2 separate regions of the Mus musculus genome follow, and region 1 is linked to region 2. A link is a contact called in ENCODE Hi-C or POLR2A ChIA-PET data. All regions are on one chromosome and are shown on one strand. Each heading gives the region's core, a stretch centred on a gene start or an enhancer-like site at or near the end of the contact. The rest is flanking DNA. Distances are from core to core; before and after follow the strand shown. Region 1 holds the start of Coq4 (coenzyme Q4). Region 2 holds the start of Urm1 (ubiquitin related modifier 1).

Region 1 (5,951 bases), core at 3,207-5,706, 40 kb after region 2:
CTGGTAGGAGCAACTGGATCGTAGCAACTGAATTGGCTTTCTTTTTCTCTCTTGATACACGTGTGGCATATACTCTCGTATGCACATGTATGACGTGTGCGGTGGCCAGAGGTTGGTGTTGAGTGTCTTCTTAGTTTCTGAGACACATCTCTAACTGCACCATGGGCTCACTGATACAGGTCAGGTGGCTGGACAGTGACCTCCTGGAATCAGCCGCCCCTCCCTCCACATTGCTAGGGTTGCAGGTGTGAACTGCCAGGTCTGCTTTTACAAACTCAGGCCCCCATGTTTAAGCAGCAAGCACTAACCCTGTGGAGCTGTCCTCCCAGCCCTGCGCCATCCTGCTTCTTTGAGCTGGTTGATTCTGCTCATAGTGCTCCTCCCCGGAGCTCTACAAAGCTGACAACATCCCATCTTCCAAGTCTTCTTGGAAAGGTCTCTCCTGACCACTGAACCAGCAGTAGCTATCCCTACTCCATCCAGAGACATCCTCTGTCCCATTGTCTTGTTCCCTTCAGCATGGCCGCCTGCTAGGCTGTGGGCTCCCAAGTAACAGATGTCTGGCTCCTTCAGTTCACTGTGTCCCACGGCTGAGCATGATGCTTTGTGCGTTCTAAGTACTCAAGAAATATTTTACCTCAAAAAGCAGGAGGGACAGGGTCTTGTGTAACCCAGGCTGGCCAAAACCTCACTGTGTGGGTTAGGCTGGCCCTGGGCTTCTGATTCCCCTTCCTCTATTCTACAGCAGGTTCACGCTGAGGACTGAACCCAGGCCTTTCTACATGAACTTGACCAACTGAGCTATCTCCTCAGACCACTACATTCTCATTTCAATTTTTTAAACTACTTTATTAACTGCCTCTCTAATAAGAGCACAAGCTGGAGGGGGGTCGGGGCAGGGACCTGACTTGCTACACTGTAGCACACGGAGTGATGTTGAGTTTTGGGAATCCCCACCTCCCACCATCTGTCTTGCCTGGTGCTGGAGAGTCCTACTCTGGCCAGAGCACAGTGGATCCCAGGATGCTGGTTCCCTCTGCCCAGGGCTGGACTAGCTGTGAAGTTATGTTGTTTCACTGCTTGCTCTGTGCCTGAGTCCTCATGTCTTGTAAGAAGATAACAACAGAACTTACAAGAAAGGTCACTGGCAGGATCTAGCCAGGTCATGTACCAGCCTGTGAGCTGGCATGCAACAGGAGGCTAGTAACCTCCAGTATTTGGGATGGCATTACCAGACCATTTACCCATCACATAGAAAAATGTCACAGACTGAGAAGCACTCCTGCCTTAGTTGGCATCTTAGGCATCCTCCCGCTCTAGGCTATCTCTTCCCATGCAACCCTCCACCCTTACTGGTAACTGCTGGATACACAGAGCCCGGAAACTCACATTCACATCCAGGAAGCGAAGATACTCACGGCCCAGTGAGCCTTCAGGCAGGCTCTGAAGCTTGCTCAGGTCGAGGGTAGACAGGGAGATCCTGGGACGCTCTCTGAAAGACAGAATATAGAAGGTAAGCCTGGGTGTGTGTCAGCCAAGGCAAGTGAAAGGGTCACATAAAGGAAGCTGAAGTGGGCCTAGGTAGCCACAGGACATCTATGTAGCCACAAGCCCTAAGAGAACACTGCAGTATTAGGGACTATGGAGACGATCCCAACCCAGGGCTGAGCTGGTGCCTTCAAAGACACAATCTAGTCAGAGAGAAGGGCCACAGATGCCAGGGAAGGGATAGATACAGCACAGCTGGAGAAGTACAGCCAGCTTAATGCAAGCAGAGTCTTGTGGTTTACACAGGACTAAGATGACATATTGTATAATCCCACATACATATATGCGTGCTCCTGGCTTTGAGCAGTGTCCCAGGCAATATATCCACCCATGGTCCTCTGAAGGGCTCCTAACAGGATGAGGACAGACACACCCCTGCCAAAAGCAAAGTTGGGACCTACTGTAGAATCTGGGCACCCTCTGGATCCTTCTTCATCTGGTCCCTGAGGAATTTCAGGGTGTGGCATCCTGTGGTCTCCCCTAGAACTGCAACCATGTCTGAAAGGACAGAGATGGGAAAAGACAGAGAATGGATTCTTTTGTTTGTTTGTTTTTGAGACAGTTTCTTTTTGTAGTACAGGCTGGCCTGGAACTCATTATGCAGACCAGGCTGGCCTCAAACTCAGAGATCTTTCTGCCTCTGCTTTCCAAGTGCTATATTAAAGGCGTGTACCACTAGGACAGTTAGGTTTCTCTGTATAGCCCTGGCTGTCCTGGAACTCACTTTGTAGACCAGGCTGTCCTCGATCTCAGAAATCCACCTGCCTCTGCCTCCCGAGTGCTGGGATTAAAGGCGTATGCCACCACACCCGGCTAGCTACTATCCTTAACATTACAAACCTATAGGAATATGGAGGCTTTCATCAACAGCAGGAACCACTTTCATAGACCATTATCAAGACAGAGTGTCTTGTTTCCACCGGCCTTGAGATTAAATGGTGATGAATGGCAGTAACTAGGCTGACACAGTGCTTGCTTAGCACACCCAAAGCCCTGAGTTTGGTTCCCAGCATCATATAAACTGGGTATGAGGGTAGCACACACCTGTAGTCCCAGCATTCAGGAGGTAGGGAGGCAGGGTGATCAGGAATTCAAAGTCATCCTTGGCTATCTATGGAGTTAGGGGACAGCCCAGTCTATAAGAGACCTTGCCTCAACAAAACAATTTTTAAAAAATGGCGCTAGAGTTGAGTGCAGGTACAGTCACCAGATCCTATATAAACCATGCCACATGTCTCTTCTTTTACTTCCTCCCATCTTTTCTTTCTTTGAGCAAAGACTGGGTATGTATGGAAAAAGAAGCTGATCTTGCCAGGCAGTGGTGGCGCATGCCTTTAATCCCAGCACTTGGGAGGCAGAGGCAGGCGGATTTCTGAGTTCGAGGTCAGCCTGGTTTACAGAATGAGTTCCAGGACAGCCAGGGCTACACAGAGAAACCCTGTCTTGAAAAAACCAAAGCCAAACAAACAAAAAGAAGCTGATCTTGAACTGTTTCAGCAAAGAAAATCCTGAAGATCATGGCCCTTACCAAGTTTACTTACTACCCAGTGAGAATGCTGTAATTTGGTGTGTACCTGGTCATTCAGCCCAGAGATTAATATGCTAGGGTGACACTCTTCCAAGAATTACAAAAAGGCAGACTTGTAGACTTCACGTTTCTTTCTTCCTCTCCTCCCTGTGCCCAGAAGACCCAAAACAGTTCTAGCTAGAATCAGGCACCTGATTATCATAAACGATCCTGGGAAATATGATAGGCGCAGCCAGGTTTGGATGCCCACAAACCAAGTCTTCACCGGTCCCAGCTTTCGAGACCGAAGAGTAAACCGTCTTACCGTGGCGATAGGGGTTGTAGAGAGCCATTCCCGCCGCGCCCGCAGCCAGCAGCATCTTTTGCAGCGGGGTGGTTGGGATGTGGTCCGGGTACAGCAGGCGGGCGCCATGGCTCCCGGCCCTGAGGGGTACATCTGCGAGCAGAAAAGAGGTAAAGGTGAGAGGAGTCCGGTCCCTCTGGTCGCCGCGGACACTGGAATCAGAGCTGCTCACCTACAGCTGGCCGCGTACGGGGCCGAAGACTGCGGTGGAGGCGCAGGGAGCGAAGCAGCAGCAGGGTCGCCATGGCAGCGGACGTCCGCGTGGTTAGGCGGGGCTCCGCAGGTACTACGGAGGCCCGAGAAGTCAAAAGACTCCTGGGACACTGCACTCACTGTGGCTTTTTGATCGGAGATGTTGTAATATGGACAGGAGCATGAGAAGGAAAGCCACAAGATCTGTTTGCCACTGAAGTAAAACAACTGCTGTGAGCCAGGCGTTATTTATAACGTAGGCCTGTCAACCCAGCATTTGAAACCTGGAGGCCGTAGGATCAGTTCGAGATCCTTCTTGGCTATTTCTTAAGTACGAAGGCAGTACTAGAGACCTTGTCTCAAAAACCAAGCCTGATGTGAATTACTCGTCACTCCAGATCTTGGAAAAGTGGAGACAGAAAAGTAATGAATTCTCGGCAACTTAGCAAGTTTGAGGGCAGCCTGGGATATATGAGAAACAAACAAACAAAAAACTCCTGAAAAGAATTCAAAAATAACATAACCGAGAATTCGGTTGCTCGATATCCGGCCCTATTTTCTTCTCCATCTCTTATTTCCCCCCCGGAGGGCAATAAGAAAAGAACCTCTTCCTGCCAAGGAAACAAGGCGGCTACCTACAGTAGGGACCACATTTGGGAAAGGACCACGCAGCACTTCCGCCCGCATCCCCGCTTCTGGATGATGTTGAACCGCTGAGTTCCAGCCATGGGTTCTTCTGGCCTAGCTCGGCTGCAGGGGCTCTTCGCTGTCTATAAACCTCCGGGGCTGAAGTGGCTGCACTTGCGTGAGACCGTGGAGTTGCAACTGCTTAAAGGTGAGAACTCCGACGCGGACCCACGGTTTTGCTTTAGTTCTTTCTGATGTGGAGTGAGGTCACGTGGTTCGTTTGCCGGGTTGTAGCTGTTTCTTGTTTGTTTGTTTTTTTTCTCTTGTACACATTTCGTTACTACCCACTCTCCGCTATTTTCCTTTAGAGAAATTCATTCTATAGTGTTGGGTTTTTTTTCGCGGTTTCTGTTACAGAGTTAGAATTTGAACTTTTTTTTTTTTTTTTTTTTTTTTTGCCTTTTGAGACAGGGTCTTTTCTAATTAATCCGACCTTGAAATCAGTGAGGCACTGAGAATTCTGACTCTCCTGACTCCACCTGCCAGATGCTGGGATCACAAGCGTGACCACCACCCCGACCCTCAAACACCAATTTTTTTCTTTGCCTTTTTTTCCTTTCTTTTATTTTCTTAAAAACTGTCATGTAGCCTCAAATTTGCTATGTAAGATGAAGATAACCTTGAACTTTTGACTGTCCTGCCTTCACTACCCAAGGTCTTAGACTACATCTGTGTAGTACCACCTCCCATTAGGGTGCTGGGGATGGAACCCGGGGCGTCTTGCGTATTGTGCAAACACTCCATGAATTGAGCTACACTTCCAACCTAGGATTTTTGTTTTGTTTGTTTGTTCTTCACTTTTTAGAGAATGGTTTCTCTGTATACCCCTGGCTGCCCTGGAAATAACTCTGTAGATCAGTCAGGCCTTGAATTCAGAGATAGGCCCGCCTCTTGCCTCCCCAGTGCTGGAATTAATGATACCTGGCTTCTGAAGGAGTCATAGTACGTTTTCTACGATACACAAATCCATCTTCTATGCTACCATCTCTCTACCCCTTCTCTTGCGGGTTGGAAAAGTACTGACTGTGTTCTTTTGTGCTTAGGTCTCAATGCCCAGCAGCCTCCTGCTCCTGATCAGCGTGTTCGCTTCTTGCTAGGCCCTGTGGAAGGCAGTGAAGAGAAGAAGTTGACTCTCAGAGCCACCAATGTACCCTCCCTCACCACCCACAGACTTGGTAAGGCAGAGTCAGACAGGACCCTGGCCGTGATGTTAGAGGAAATCCCTGGCCTGAGTTAGATTTCTAGCCCAGGGTTTGGCAAACTTCCCTAGAGAGGGAAGATTTTAAACAGCTTCTGCCTACAGCCTTGTGTTTTCCTTGGCTCTGCTCCTCTTTGCTATTGTAATGCAAAGCATCTCTAGACTGTAGGAAAGGAGAGAACCTTCTTGTATTTTAGTCAAGACTGGAGTGCAGCCACATGGTTGTGGTGCACGCCTTTAATCCCAGCTCTTGGGAGGCAGAGGCAGGCGGATTTCTGAGTTTGAGGCCAGTCTGGTCTACAAAGTGAGTTCCAGGACAGCCAGGGCTATACAGAGAAACCCTGTCTCGAAGGAAAAAAAAAAAAAAAAGGCTGGAGTACAAAACAGCTATTTTGAGAGCAGTTATAAACACCGGTGTCCAGCAGCCTTTGTCTTCTATGGGAGACTGAAAGGAT
Region 2 (6,347 bases), core at 10-2,509:
TGCAGGGACTAGACAGAGTGCTATTTATCTTTGTATCCTTGGTGTCTGGCTCACTGCCTGGCACATGGTAGGCACTCAATAAATGACTGGTGAATGAACTGCCTAGTGAAGGGACAACATGAAAGGAATGGGGGGCATCCAAGGCGAAGAAAGGCATTTGGAAGGAATTTTACATCTCTCTCTACCCTTGAGTTTCCCTTCACTTCAACCTTGGCTTCTTCATCTACACACACACACACAAACACACACACACCCCTAGCTTTTCCATAAGATTCTAGAAACCAACCACCCATCTCTAGAAGCCTCAGTTCTTTGTTCTCAGCTTCCGAAGAAGTCTGTCTTCTGCAGGTTTTGAAACCATGACAAGCATTCTGTGTGTTGGAAGAACACAATGGTGATTTGAGACAATCTTCACTTTTCCCCGTGTTCCTTCAAGTAGTGATGTGTACCCGGATTCTGAACCTTTTCACAGTAAGGATAATATACTACCAATGTTAGTCACTCCCTCCGTGGCAGCTTATTTACCCCGGTAGCTCCTCTGGACTCTGCAGAAGACACTTACCAAACTACTTTGCAAAAGATTAAAATCTAATTAAAACTCCAAGGTATGCCGGGCGGTGGTGGCCCACGCCTTTAATCCCAGGACTTGGGAGGCAGAGACAGGCGGATTTCTGTGTTCGAGGTCAGCCTGATCTACAGAGTGAGTTCCAGGACAGCCAAACAGAGAGGACCCCTGTCTCGAAAACACACACACACACACACACACACACAAGGTTTGAGAAAGAGGAAGGTCCTGTCTTGGCCAAGACTTCCCCTAGGAAGGCACTAGGCGGGAAGACAGAACTGAGATTATTCAGCAGGGTTCGTCTCTACTCGTGCGCTCCCCTTAGAAGCTCAAAAACCAGACAAGGCGAGTCGGGCTCGGAATGGCACGGGTGAAACATGCCGGAAGACCGCCTGCTCACTGTCAATGCCTCCCAGTCCTACATGATACAGAGCAAGGCGAAGGATTCCAAACGCATCTCCCTACCCGTGTGTGCGCCTCAACTCTCGGACTCACGGCCTCGTCACCCACAGAGACCGCGTCAGTCAGAGGCCAGGGGATTATCCCGGCTCTCGGAGGGCGACACAGCCTCGGCAGGCCAAGAGAGGTCCGGAATTCCGAGCCTTATGGCTTCGCTCCATCCCCAAGGCGCCCCAGATCTCACTCACCCGAACTCCACCTTCACACATAAGGGCGCCGCCATGTTTAGGAAACCAAACTAGCAGGACACGCCCTTTAACTTCCGGAGCGCCCGTTTATTTCCGGTCGCCACCAGGAAGCGTAAACGGAAGAGGCGGTACGGGGTGGGGCGAAATCCGTTCGTTACTGCTCAGCTATTGGACGAAGGCACCCGCTCAGTGGGCTGCGGAATTGATTGTCTACATTATTTGCGGACCTGGCCAAAAAAAAAAAAAAAAAAACCGAGCAGGAAGGGACTTCCTGAAGAAAGACGTCTAAGGGGAAATTCATCAGCATCCGATGACATGATTGTGAGCCACGTACTGTTGATCTTTCATTGGCTACAAATCTGTTTTTAAGCCACGCATGGTGGCACACGCCGTTAATCCTAGCCCTCAGAAAGGCAGAGACGGTGGATTATGTGAGTGCCAGGCCAGCCTGATCTACGTAGGGAATTACAGGACACCCAGGGTTCAAAAACAAAACAAAACCAAAAACAACAAAGAACCCACAAACAAGAACCCTGTCAACCCAGCTAACATCGCTTAAGGGAGTAAAACGAGGTAACTCCAAATTCTTGTTTCTGACCCTGTTGTCTCTCTCCGGAGCTGCCATCTTACTATGCAAACATCTGTGTCAGATGATGAATTGTATGTCTTCTACTCCACGGTTACTGAGTTAACAATGTGTCTGGCAGATTGGTCCTGTGGAGAGTCAGTAATAACGGCTGTAACTGAAGTTCTTGTCTCTAGGTCTCTCCGTGTAGCAGGGAGACGGGGAGACAGCCGTAATCAAATGTACAAACCATGCTAATAAATGTGAAATCCTAAACTGAAATAAATTTTCCGATGTTAGAAAATTAGAATTATAGAGATTTGTGAAAAAAACGCTAGGGCTGTGGAGATGGCTCATCTGATAAAGTACTTGCTGGGCAAGTGTAAAGATCAAAGATAAGATCCCCAACCCAAGTGAAATGATGGTTAGCATGGCAATACCAGAGCTAGGGAGGTGACGATGGCTTCCTCAGGGCAAGCTGGCAACCTACACTAGCCAATGAGCAAGCTCTGAGTTCCAGAAAGACCCTGCCTCAATACATAAAATAGTGGACTACAGAGATGGCCCAGAGGTTAATAGCACTAGCTACTATTCTAGAGAACCCAGGGTTGGTTCCCAGCACCCACATGGCAGTCCTCAACTTTAACTCCAGTTCCAGTTACATATATTCAGGCAAAAACCAGTACACTGAACCGGATGGTGGTGGCACATGCCTTAAATCCCAGCACTTGGGAGGCAGAGGCAGATGGATTTCTGAGTTCGAGGCCAGCCTAGTCTACAAAGTGAGTTCCAGGACAGCCAGGGTTACACAGAGAAACCCTGTCTAGAAAAACAAACAAAAAACAAAAACAGTACACTGAAAAATATAAATCATATATATATTGGAGAATGATGATTTAGGAATACACCCACATCCACAAACATGAAGAAAAAAAAAGATAAGAAAAATGTCAACTGGAGATGTAGCCCAATGGTACAGTGCTTGCACCTGCTCAAGGGTCTGGGTTTGGTCACAGTACCAGGTGGTATACATATGAGAAATACCAAAGTGGACTGTCTGGGCTCTAAATTTTTATTAGAGTTAGCCAGGTAGTTATGAGGAGAACATAAGTTGCAAACTAACTGGAATATCGAGGGAGCAAATTGGAGAGCAGAGAGCTTGGCCAATGGTAAGGCTAAAAATGTAGGCAGGAGGCCAGGCCGTGGCGGGACACACCTTTAATCCCAGCTCAGGAGGCAGAGGCAGGCAGGTCTCTTGAGTTCCAGGACAGCCAGGGCTACACAGAGAAACCCTGTTTTGAAAAAGCAAAACAAAACAAAAAAGTAGGCAGAGCCAAGCTATGTCTTGTAAAGTCTGGGAGAGAAGGAAGGCTATTGAAGCCCTGAGGAGGAGGGATGGAACTGTTCTAAATGCATTTTTTGGGGGGGGGGGGGTGTAGGAGTTGGCAAATTACCTGCCTAGAATACACAACGCCCTGGGGTTGGACTCCAGCGATGCAGAAATCAGTGGCTATGCTGTTGTCTACCTGTGATCCAAGCATGCAGAAGTAGAAGTGCACGGTAACCCTCAATTAGGGAGGAGATACTGCCTAGAAAAGGGAAGGAAAGGCATGATGGCAAAGGCCTTCATGCCAGCACTCAGCAAGCAGAAGCAGACTTGTCTCTGTGTTGAAGGCCAGGGCTATGTAGAGAAACCTTGTTTTAAAAATAACATGTCTCAGGCTGGAGAGATGGCTCAGCAGTTAAGAGCACTGACTGCTCTGCCAAAGGTCCTGAGTTCAATTCCCAGCAACCACATGGTGGCTCACAACCATCTGTAATGAGATCTGCTGCCCTCTTCTGGTGTGTCTGAAGAGAGCAATGGTGTACTCATATACATAAAATAAATAAATAAATCTATAAAAAAAATAATAACATATCTCAGGCTGGAGAGATGGCTCAGCAGTTAAGCACACTGGCTGCTCTTCCAGAGGCCCTGAGTTCAATTCTCAGCAACCACTTGGTGGCTCACAACCATCTGTAATGGGATCCAATGCCCTCTTCTGGTGTGTCAGAAGACAGCTACAGTGTACTCATATACATAAAATAAACCTTTAAAAAAATAAAATAACGGGGCTGGGGAGATGACTCAACGGTTAAGAGCACTGACTGCTCTTCCAAAGCTCCTGAGTTCAAATCCCAGCAACCACATGGTGGCTCACAACCATCTGTCATGAGATCTGATGCCTTTTGCCAGGGTGTCTGAAGACAGCTACAGTATACTTATAATAAATAAATAAATAAATAAATCTTTTAAATAAAATAAAATAACGTCTCGCATTTTCCCCTTGAACATGCAGCAATGTTCTTTGCTTTAGCCTCCTGAATGGTGGGAAGAAGGGGTGGGGCACTATTCTGAAAGAAGCTGGGAGACACTACTCTGGGCTTTCCCTTAATTTTTGTAATCATTTGAACAATATAACTTGCAAGCCACCAATGCAACTCCATGGATACAACTCTTGTTAAAAGATTGTTGCCAGGAGTGGTATTTGTACACCTTTGATGCTGATGCTCTGGAGATAAAGGCAGGTGGATCTCAGTGAGTTTGAGGTCAGCCAGGGTGTTAAACAGAGAAAACCTGTCTCTAAAGCCAAATAAATGAGTAAGTGAATGAATGAATGAATGAGTGAATGAATGAATGAAAATTAAATGTTTCCAGGAATGGTGGTGGCTCATGTCTATAATCTCAGCACTCAGAAGGCAGAGGCACATACATCTCTATGCATTCTATGTTAGCTCTGTCTATTTAAGTTTCAGGACAACCAGGCCCACAGAGATCCTGTCACAAAAATAAAAGGAAAGCCAGGCAGTGATGAAGGTGGCACACCTTTAATTCCAACATCTGGGAGGCAGAAGCAGGCGGATCTCTGAGTTAAGGCCAGCCTGGTCAACAGATGGATTGAGTTCCAGCACAGCCAGGTCTACACTAAAAGAATCCTGTGTCTGAAAGTTAAATAAATTAAATAAACAAACAAACAAATAAGGGATTCCCAACAGGAACATGACTCCAGCTCCAGGGGATCCAATGCCCTCTTCTGACCTCCACAGGTACCAGGACACTCACATGGCGCATGCATACATACACACACACATACATAGATAGATAGATAGATAGATAGATTTATTTTTATTTATTATATGTAAGTACACTGTAGCTGTCTTCAGACACTCCAGAAGAGGGCATCAGATTTCGTTACGATGGTTGTGAGCCACCATGTGGTTGCTGGGATTTGAACTCAGGACTTTTGGAAGAGCAGTCAGCTGAGCCATCTCACCAGCCCAATTTTTTTATTTTTTATTTTATTTTATTTTTTATTTTTTTTTTTGGTTTTTCGAGACAGGATTTCTCTGTGTAGCCCTGGCTGTCCTGGAACTCACTTTGTAGACCAGGCTGACCTCAAACTCAGAAATCCACCTGCCTCTGCCTCCCGAGTGCTGGGATTAAAGGCGTGTGCCACCACCCCCTGGTTTTTTTTTTAATTTTTATTTATTTATTTTTTTTCGAGACAGGGTTTCTCTGTGTAGCACTGCCTGTCCTGGAACTCACTCTGTAGACCAAGCTGGCCTTGAACTCAGAAATCCTCCTGCCTCTGCCTCCCAAGTGCTGGGATTAAAGACGTATGACACCACTGTCTGGCTAAGGTTATACATTTTTAAGTGTCTTTCTTTGAACTTGTATGTTTCAAATTATATTAAAGTTTGTGTGGATTTTTTTCTTAAAGGTCTATCTATCTATCTATCTATCTATCTATCTATCTATCTATCTATCTACACTGTAGCTGTCTTCAGACATCCCCAAAGTGGGCATCAGATCTCATTATAGATGGTTGTGAGCCACCATGTGGTTGCTGGGATTTGAACCTATGACCTTTGGAAGAAAGGTCAGTGCTTTTAACCGCTGAGCCACCTCTCTAGCCCCTGTGTAGATTTTTATGTTTTACTTTTCATTATTACATTTTTATTCATTTATTTGCATGTGTACATATGTTCCCATGCATGCCATAGCCTCTGTGGCATCAGTGGACAATTTGTAGGAATTGCTTGTCTCCTTCTGCTTTGTGGACCTGGAACTGAACTAAGAGCAGCAGCTACTAAGTCACCTCACACTCCCAAGAGGAAACCTCCTTCTTCTCTTTTTAACGATCCTTATGTATTTGTTACTTATTATACATTGGTGCTTTGCTTGAATATATGTGTGTGTGGAGGGGGGGTTGTTGGATTCCTAGAACATGGGGTTACAGACAGTTGTGAGCTGCCTTGTGGGTGCTCAGAACCAGAGTCCCCTAGAAGAGTAGCCAGCCTCTCCAGGCCGTGTTTCTTTTTTTCTTTTTGGGGTTATTTTCTCTTCTGGGATTATAGGTGTCTACACCATCACGCTAAGCCTAACCACTCTGGCTCCATTTTCATGCCGGGGCTTGGGATTGACGCAGGGTCTCCCGCACACTAGATAAGAGTTCTAATACTGAGCTACCTCCCCACTCCTTTCTAGTTTGTGTGTGTGTAGGCCAGGTTAGCCTGTGTCACTCCTCAG

Evidence for each region. Hi-C counts contacts between places; a loop is a spot of excess contacts on that map. ChIA-PET counts read pairs that join two places held with the same protein, here RNA polymerase II (POLR2A).
Region 1: a map of heart shows a loop between it and region 2 (4-fold over the local background). The contact joins the promoter of Coq4 here to the promoter of Urm1 in region 2. A Hi-C loop is called at or near these places in 1 of 37 maps with a recorded cell type or tissue (heart). POLR2A ChIA-PET finds 5 or more read pairs at or near these places in 3 of 5 experiments (Patski and embryonic stem cell).

What each region holds. Positions count from the first base shown.
Region 1 is chr2:29,785,998-29,791,948 of GRCm38, reverse strand. It overlaps Coq4 (coenzyme Q4), which reads right to left and starts at 4,456. Exons shown (of 7, transcript NM_178693.5): 1 at 3,592-4,456; 2 at 3,381-3,512; 3 at 1,950-2,046; 4 at 1,390-1,492. The coding sequence starts at 3,664. It overlaps Trub2 (TruB pseudouridine (psi) synthase family member 2), which reads left to right and starts at 4,278. Exons shown (of 8, transcript NM_145520.5): 1 at 4,278-4,446; 2 at 5,342-5,473. The coding sequence starts at 4,338.
Region 2 is chr2:29,822,301-29,828,647 of GRCm38, reverse strand. Urm1 (ubiquitin related modifier 1) reads right to left here and starts at 1,259. Exons shown (of 5, transcript NM_026615.4): 1 at 1,213-1,259. The coding sequence starts at 1,247.